2 separate regions of the Homo sapiens genome follow, and region 2 is linked to region 1. Evidence: read pairs that join two places in POLR2A ChIA-PET (ENCODE). Cell type or tissue: MCF 10A. All regions are shown on one strand.

The links. Peaks named below come from ENCODE experiments on the same cell type or tissue, not always from the same donor. Only the 100,000 strongest peaks of a DNase experiment are listed, where the experiment ranks them.
Region 2: POLR2A ChIA-PET joins it to region 1 with 5 read pairs; 2 of 35 experiments call an interaction of 5 or more read pairs at or near these places.

The regions. Positions count from the first base shown.
Region 1 is chr10:12,269,145-12,273,144 of GRCh38, reverse strand. No RefSeq gene overlaps it. Among named protein-coding and RNA genes, the nearest start is that of CDC123, 75 kb to the right of the region's middle. In MCF 10A, no CTCF peak of the experiment used is centred here; a DNase peak (open chromatin) is centred at 2,034.
Region 2 is chr10:13,073,148-13,077,147 of GRCh38, reverse strand. It overlaps a transcript of CCDC3 not described here. Among named protein-coding and RNA genes, the nearest start is that of OPTN, 25 kb to the left of the region's middle. In MCF 10A, CTCF peaks have their summits at 1,946 and 2,145 (motif pointing right); a DNase peak (open chromatin) is centred at 2,127.

The DNA.
Region 1 (4,000 bases):
CCAGGCCGAGTGTTGCCTGGAAGCCTCTCTCCTATTATTCAAAAGCCCTTCCACCTGTGCCTAATCTAGATGATTCAATGGGGCTTTGCAGTTTAACTGCTTCCTGCCCTCTACATGTTGGTTACGTGTATGCGATCCCAAGTTTGTGAGGGTGCAATTACTTGAAGCAGTAAAGAGGTTGTTGCCAAAACGGAGTCCTCAATCCAAACTCAGCCACTGTTTGCAGAAGAGAATATTCTGGGAATTTCTCAATATGAGTAGCTAATGGTAGTTGTGATTAAAACCTTCTTAGTGTAAATTATAGCAAGCAGAAACAGTGATGACATTTGTCTCTGTGACTGTGATGTAAGAAAGTCCACAGACATGTTATTTAGTACAAATTGACCATCTACTGTGTGCCAGGTGTCATACCAGGTATAGCAAACATACATTTCCATAGTTGAAAAAGAACGTAGAGATCACACATTCCAACCATCCATAGATTGTTGCATCCAATTTACAACATCTCCACCAAGAATAACTCATGGGCCAGGTGCAGCGGCTCACGCCTGTAATCCCACCACTTTGGGAGGCCAAGGCAGGTGGATCACCTGAGGTCAGGAGTTCAAGGCCAGCCTGGCCAACATGGTGAAACCCCATCTCTACAAAAAATATAAAAAGTAGCTGAGCACGGTGGCACATGCCTGTGGTCCCACCTACTCAGAAGGCTGAAGCACAAGTAATTGCTTGAACCTGGGAGGCGGAGGTTGCTGTGAGCCAAGATCACACAACTGCACTCCAGCCTGGGTGACAGAGAGAGACTCGGTCTCAAGAAAACAAACAAACAAACAAAAACTCTTATGGAGAGGAACCCACAGATTCCCATAGCAGTCCATTCTACTTTTACTCAGCTCTGACTGTTAGAAAGTGCTCCCTTGGAGGCTGAGGCAGGAGAATCACTTGAACCTGGGAGTCAAAGGTTGCAGTGAGCCAGAATCGCACCACCGCACTCCAGCCTGACGACAGAGAGACTCCATCTCAAAAAAAAAAAGAAAAGAAAAAAAGAAAGAAAGTGCTCCCTTGGGCCGGGCGCGGTGGCTCACGCCTGTAATCCCAGCACTTTGGGAGGCCGAGGTGGGCGGATCACGAGGTCAGGAGATCGAGACCATCCTGGCTAACACAGTGAAACCCTGTCTCTACTAAAAATACAAAAAAAATTAGCCGGGCGTGGTGGTAGGTGCCTGTAGTCCCAGCTGCTTGGGAGGCTGAGGCAGGAGAATGGCGTGAACTCGGGAGGCGGGGCTTGCAGTGAGCCGAGATCGCGCCACTGCACTCCAGCCTGGGTAACAGCGAGACTCCATCTCAAAAAAAAAAAAAGAAAAAGAAAAAAGAAAGTGCTCCCTTGGGTTAATTCCTTTTTTTTTTTTTTTTTTTTTGAGACCAAGTCTCGCTCTGTCGCCCAGGCTGGAGTGCAATGACGCGATCTCAGCTCACTGTAATCTCTGCCTCTTGGGTTCAAGCAATTCTCCTGCCTCAGCCTCCCGAAAAGCTGGGACTACAGGCACGTGGCACCACACCTGGCTAATTTTTTGTGTTTTTAGTAGAGACAAGGTTTCACTGTGTTGGCCAGGCTGGTCTCAAACTCCTGACTTCAGGTGATCCACCCGCCTCGACCTCCCAAAGTGCCGGGATTACAGGTGTGAGCCACCGCACCCGGCCTCCCTTGGGTTATTTCCTAATTCATAATCATTGCTTATGTGGAAGGAACTATAATCAGCTATATCTCCTCTTGCTAAGAAAAGGAATTATTCCTGTATCTTGTCCTGGCATCCACGTGTCCTCACGGTCTCTTATGATGTGACTCAACAGAAGTTGCGGGCATTTTTTTTCAGACCTAGAAGTTGACAGTTTACCAAACAGGTATTCTGTTTCCTGGCACCAAGTCAGAAATATGTTCCCAGGTTAGTTAAAAGGTGTCGAGGTGTTCGATTTCAGGCGTCTAGCTGATGCTCAGCCCATGCAATTAGGAGCCCGGCCAGAGCAAGTAAATCTTTTAGGCTCTTGGATGATGAGTCACGAATTCCATATAAGGCCCAACTTCCAGCCCCTGGCACTGAGGATGATCATAAGTGTTTGATCCTCTTGAGGCAGTTGCATTTTTACAGGGAGTTCTAACAAAAATAGATTACTCCACCCTGATTATGAGGAAATGCTTTGCTTAAGAAGCAGAAGTAGAGAGGGGGTGGAAAGGCTTGATGGCTGAAAGAAAACACTTGTTTGAAGTTTTCTTTTTCTTTTTCTTTTTTTTTTTGAGAAGGAGTTTCCCTCTTGTCACCCAGGTTGGAGTACAGTGGCGCTATTTTGGCTCACTGCAAACTCCGCTTCCTGGGTTCAAGTGATTCTCCTGCCTCAGCCTCCCGAGTAGCTGGAATTACAGGCACCCGCCAGCACACCCAGCTAATTTTTGTATTTTTGGTAGAGATGGGGTTTTACCATGTTGGCCAGGCTGGTCTTGAACTCCTGACCTCAGGTGATCCACCTGCCTCGGCCTCTCAAAGTGCTGGGATTACAGGCGTGAGCCCGGCCTAAAGTTTTCAAATGTAAAATAATTTTGCTAGAAGACAAACAATGGTTACGAAATTTTTATGGGAAACTTTTTTTTTTTGAGATAGGTTCTCGGTCTGTCATCCAGGCTGATGCGATCACATCTCACTGCAGCCTTGATAACCCAGGCTCAAAGGATCCTCCTGCCTCAGCCTCCCGAGTAGCTGGGACTACAAACACATGCCACCACATCTGGCTAATTTTTTTTTCTTATTTTTTTGTAAAGACAGGGTCTTGCTATGTTGCCAAGGCTGTTCTCAAACTCCTGGGCTCAAGCAATCCTCCTGCCTCAGCCTTCCAAAGTGCTGGAATTACACCTGTGAGACTCCATGCCCAGCTAGGAAACTATTTTGAATTTAGCATTCCCTACCCACTCAGATTATCGATCAAATGTGAAGCAATCAAAGAGACACTATTAAGATGTGCACAGGAGAACTTGGAAGATGTATTCCACAAGTACTCACCATGAAAAAGATGCTCAGGAACTACTTTGACAAAACAAAAGAGGAATTAAAGAAAGGGAAAGAAATTGGATAAAAAAAAAAAAAAAAAGAAGGACTGGCTGGGCACGGTGGCTCACTCCTGTAATCCCAGCGCTTTGGGAGGCCAAGGTGGGTGGATCACCTGAGGTCAGGAGTTTGAGACCAGCCTGGACAACATGGCGAAACCCTGTCTCTACTAAAAATACAAAAAATTAGCCGGGTGTGGTGGTGCATGCCTGTAGTCCCAGCTACTCAGAAGGCTGAGGCAGAAGAATTGCTTGAACCCAGGAGGCGGAGGTTGCAGTGAGCCAAGATCACACCAGTGTACTCCAGCTTGGGTGACAGAGCAAGACTCTGTCTCAAAAAACATATAAATAATTAATTAATTAAATTTTTAAAAGAAGGATTGTCAAGTCTCACCCAGAAGATGTGGCATGTAATGTTGGGGGTGGGCGGTGCAGGAGAGATAGGGGCCGGGGGAAGGAGGGCGGGGAAGGGGGCCGCAAGCTGGAGCTGTCAAGCGGCAAAATTCTAAAGCCAGAAGACTGAATTTCTGTTTTTATGGGTCCATACCTGTCCATTTGAGGAGTCCTTTCTTGAATAACTCAAAGCTCTTTGAAAATATTTATCTCCCTTGATCCTGGTCTCTGATCCGTCTTATCTTCCATAGCTACTGAGTCACCTAAGTATCCACAATGGTGTTTCTACTGGGAGTTGACACCTGCAATTTCCAGCCCCTGGCCTAGCAGTTTCCCAAGGGGTCTGTCTCTGATCATCTTATAGGGGATTTCCTACTGCAGGGAAGAGAGAAGTGCTGAGTTCAAAGTTTTTGAGACTGTGGTGACTGATTTTCTGAGCCAAAAGTCAGGACACAAGACGAGACTGACAAGTAAGAATGGACTTTCCTGAATCAAAGGGAGAGACTTTAAAACCAG
Region 2 (4,000 bases), 800 kb before region 1:
CTTATCAGCTTAAGGAGATTTTGGGCTGAGACGATGGGGTTTTCTAAATATACAATGATGTCATGTGCAAATAGGGACAATTTGACTTCCTCTTTTCCTAATTGAATACCCTTTATTTCTTTCTCCTGCCTGATTGCCCTGGCCAGAACTTCCAACACTATGTGTAATAGGAGTGGTGAGAGAGGGCATCCCTCTCTTGTGCCAGTTTTCAAAGGGAATGGGAAGCAATTTTTGTCCCTTATGCAGCTTGTCCCTGCTACTCTGTCCTGTCTCCATTGGCTGGAGCCAGACCTCACAATATAAACTGAACCCGATTGGCTGACAATTTAAAACTTCTCTAAATAGGTGAAAGCAATGGAGAACAAGGGAAAGGAGGAAGTTGCTTACTAAAGGACTTAGAAAAGTAATAACATTCCCAAATAAGGAAGGGGCATAGGCTGCGAGCTGGGACATGTCTGTGAGCATGTCCAGCACAGATATCTTGGTTAAAGTACAAGGACATAGAATGTACTATGTGCCTGTGAGCATGTTTAATAACTACATAGGATAGGGCTTAACAAAGAGTTATTAGCACAAAGCAAGGAGGCTTGAAGGAAGTTAGTCTTTAAAAGGAACTATTACTTCTAACACTTATGATTTATTCTTTAACAAGGGAAACTTTGAGGAAGAAACTTTTTGCTTTCTACACAGGACACTCCTACGTCTGGGTCTGTTTAGTAAAGGTTATCAATCTGTTTCCTTAGCCACAAACATCTAGAGGCTAGGAATATCTAACTTTCGGGGAGGGCAGCCCAGCAAGTCCCAGCCTCATTTTTCCTAGTCCTCACCCAAGATGGAGTTGCTCTGGTTTGAATGCCTCTGACAACAATCCTAAATGTATTACTGTTGGCTGAATTGCTTTATCCTCTCTATTTTTCGTTTTAATTCCAGCCATCAACATTTGCCCATTTGCTAAGTTAGAAATTTGGAGGCAGCTTTGACTCTTCTGCCCATACTGAGTTAGCCATCGAGACCTGCCTCCTTTGCTTCCCTATTTCCCTGATACCTGCTTCCCTATTATTTTAGGTTTTTTTGTTTGCTTGTTTTAAGATAGGGTCTTGCTCTGTCACCCAGGCTGGAGTGCACTGGCACAATCTTGGCTCATTGCAACCTCTGCCTCCCAGGTTCAAGCAATTCTCCTGCCTCAGCCTTTGGATATCTGGGATTACAGGCACATGCCATGATGCCTGGCTATTTTTATTTTATTTTATTTTATTTTTTTAGTAGAGACAGAGTTTAGCCATGTTGGCCAGGCTGGTCTCAAACTCCTGACCTCAAGTGATCCGCTCACCTTGGCCACTGAAAGTGCTGGGATTACAGGTGTGGAGCCACCATGCCCGTGCGCCTACCCACATCGATACATAAAATTAACCATTGCACTGAGCAAATTGGTTAATCATCAATTTTTGAAAAGTATATTGAGCATTGAAGGCTCATCCAATTCTAGGCCAGGTTTCATGGAGAATCTATAATGCAAAGTCTTTATTCCTTCTTGTCTCCCCTCCCCACAAGGGTTTTTTCCTGGTTTATTTATTTATTTATTAGTGTTTCTTCCCTTATTTTTAGCAGATTCAATACTTTAGCGGTGGGAAGAGGTTCATCCTTAGGAGCTTCTAAACCATTACCCACCTACCCAGGCTGGGACGTCTAGAAAAAAAAAACAAAAAAACAAACGTGTCTGATGAAAATAGGAATATCTGTGTGTCATCTTCCCCGACTCAGATATCAATCACTTATTATTTCGTTTAAAAGCCAAAGAAACAAAAATACCCACTGATTTTGGAGCTCCTACATGTGCCAGTCACTATGCAGGATGCTGGGGATACAGTGATACGCAAAACAAAAAGTTGTTTATTGCTTGTTAAACAAAGCAAAGGCACTTTATGCACCAGCAGAGGAAATAGGAAAACCATAGTGGAAAAGACTCCCTAGCTTCTGAGATATTGATAAGAAGTTGGAGAGATGATTTGTTATAAAGGGATGTAAAGCCTCGTTTCAGTGGGAAACCATTCGTTCATCAGGGAGCCAGGTTTGCAGTGGGCACCTATGCGTCAGTTCTGATGTTCCCCGCCTACGATTGTTTGTCCATGTCCAGCAGATGGCGCCAAGTGACTGGCCGCGGCTGGGATGTACCGGGTCCTCTTTGGAAAACATGAAATCTATTTCTATAGGGCCAGCATCTTAAAGAAGGCACTCATATTGTCTGTTTGAGACCCTTTCTTTTGCTCCATTTTAATGTGATATGTGGATCAAAATAAGAAATAGACAATAAAATGGTTTCTCCTCCTGGAATGTGGTAATATTGTGGAATAACAGGAACACAGGTCTAACGTAGATAGCTGAGTAAAACAGCACCCAGACTTGCAGCCGGCACGGGGAACTCATGTGAGTGTGTGTATGTGTGTGCACGCGTATTTGTGCTTATGAGAAAGATTAAACAGTAAAGGATGGAAGTGATAACAAATGCTTTAACAAGGGTAAGGAGAAAGTATTGTAGAAAAATCTATAAAAGCTGAGGGAGTGGGAGAGGGGGAGGGGGAGGGAGAGTTAGTTCAAGTGAGCATGAGAGCTGGGACCTTGGATTAAAAGCATTAAAAGAACTCCAGAAGAAAAGATTTGATTCCGCCGGTTGTGGTGGCTCACGCCTGTAATCCCAGCACTTTGGGAGGTCGAGGTGGGCGGATCACCTGAAGTCGGGAGTTCGAGACCAGCCTGACCAATATGGAAAAACCCCGTCTCTACTACAAAAAAAAAAAAAAAAAAAAAAAAAAAAAAAAAAAAAATTAGCCGGGATATGGTGGTGCATGCCTGTAATCCCAGCTACTCGGGAGGCTGAGGCAGGAGAATTGCTTGAACCTGGGAGGCAGAGGTTGCAGTGAGCTGAGATCACGCCATTGCACTCCAGCCTGGGCAACAGGGGTGAAACTCTGTCTCAAAAAAAAAAAAAAAAAAAAATATATATATATATATATATATATATTTGATTCCTCTGTTTCTTGCAATCCTAGTAACAGGTGACTTGAATTTCAAGTGATTATCATATAAATGGAGGATTAGAAAAGAGACACCAACTCTGGAACCAGTTCAATGGAATTCTTCAAGAGACTGTAACTTAGTGCTTACAAAGACTTGGAATGATCTACACTGCATGGTGTACCTGTTAGAGGAGGTGACATCAAAGCTTTAGGTACTGAGAGAGGATACTTCCTACTGTGGAAGGGAAGAAAAGAAAAAAGCAAAGGTGAGTTGGAATGGTAGACCTGTTGGGTTTATTCTCTCATTGCTAAGCTTTTAAAATCTCTCATTTAAAAAAAATGTCTTGGGCAGGCCACCGTGGCTCATGCCTGTAATCCCAGCACCTAGGGAAGCTGGCATGGGAGGACTGCTTGAGCTCACGAGTTGGAGACCAGCCTAGGCAACATTGAGAAACCCTGTCTCTACAAAAAATTAGCCGAACGTGGTGGCAGGTGCTTGTAGTTGTAGCTGTAGCCTCCTAGCTACTCAGGAGGCTGAGGTGGGAGGATTGCTTGAGCCTAGGAGGGGGAGGTTGCAGTGAGCCAGCCTGGGTGACAGAGTGAGATCCTGTCTCAAAAAAAAAAGTCTTCATCTAATACGGTGAAAGATGGAAGGGGATGTGGTTACTCCTGCTCCAGTTGGATTTGTTTTCTCCATTTAGAAGCTGCTTTCAGAGCAGTAATGACACCTGAGTTTAGAAAACAGTTCCCTGTGTCTGTGCATCTTCCAGCTCAGTGTCCTATGTCACCTGTCCTGAGACATTCCAAGAAGGAAGACCAAAAGACAGCATTCTTGAGCTATTCCAAAGAGATCACAGAGGCCACCACCAAAGAGAAGACTAAGAATCTACCATAGTTTGCCCCGGTAAAATGGTATTTTTCTTAGGAACTATTGCAAGTTATAAAACTCCTAAGTGAAATGATTGTGTGGCCAGGGATAGTGGCTC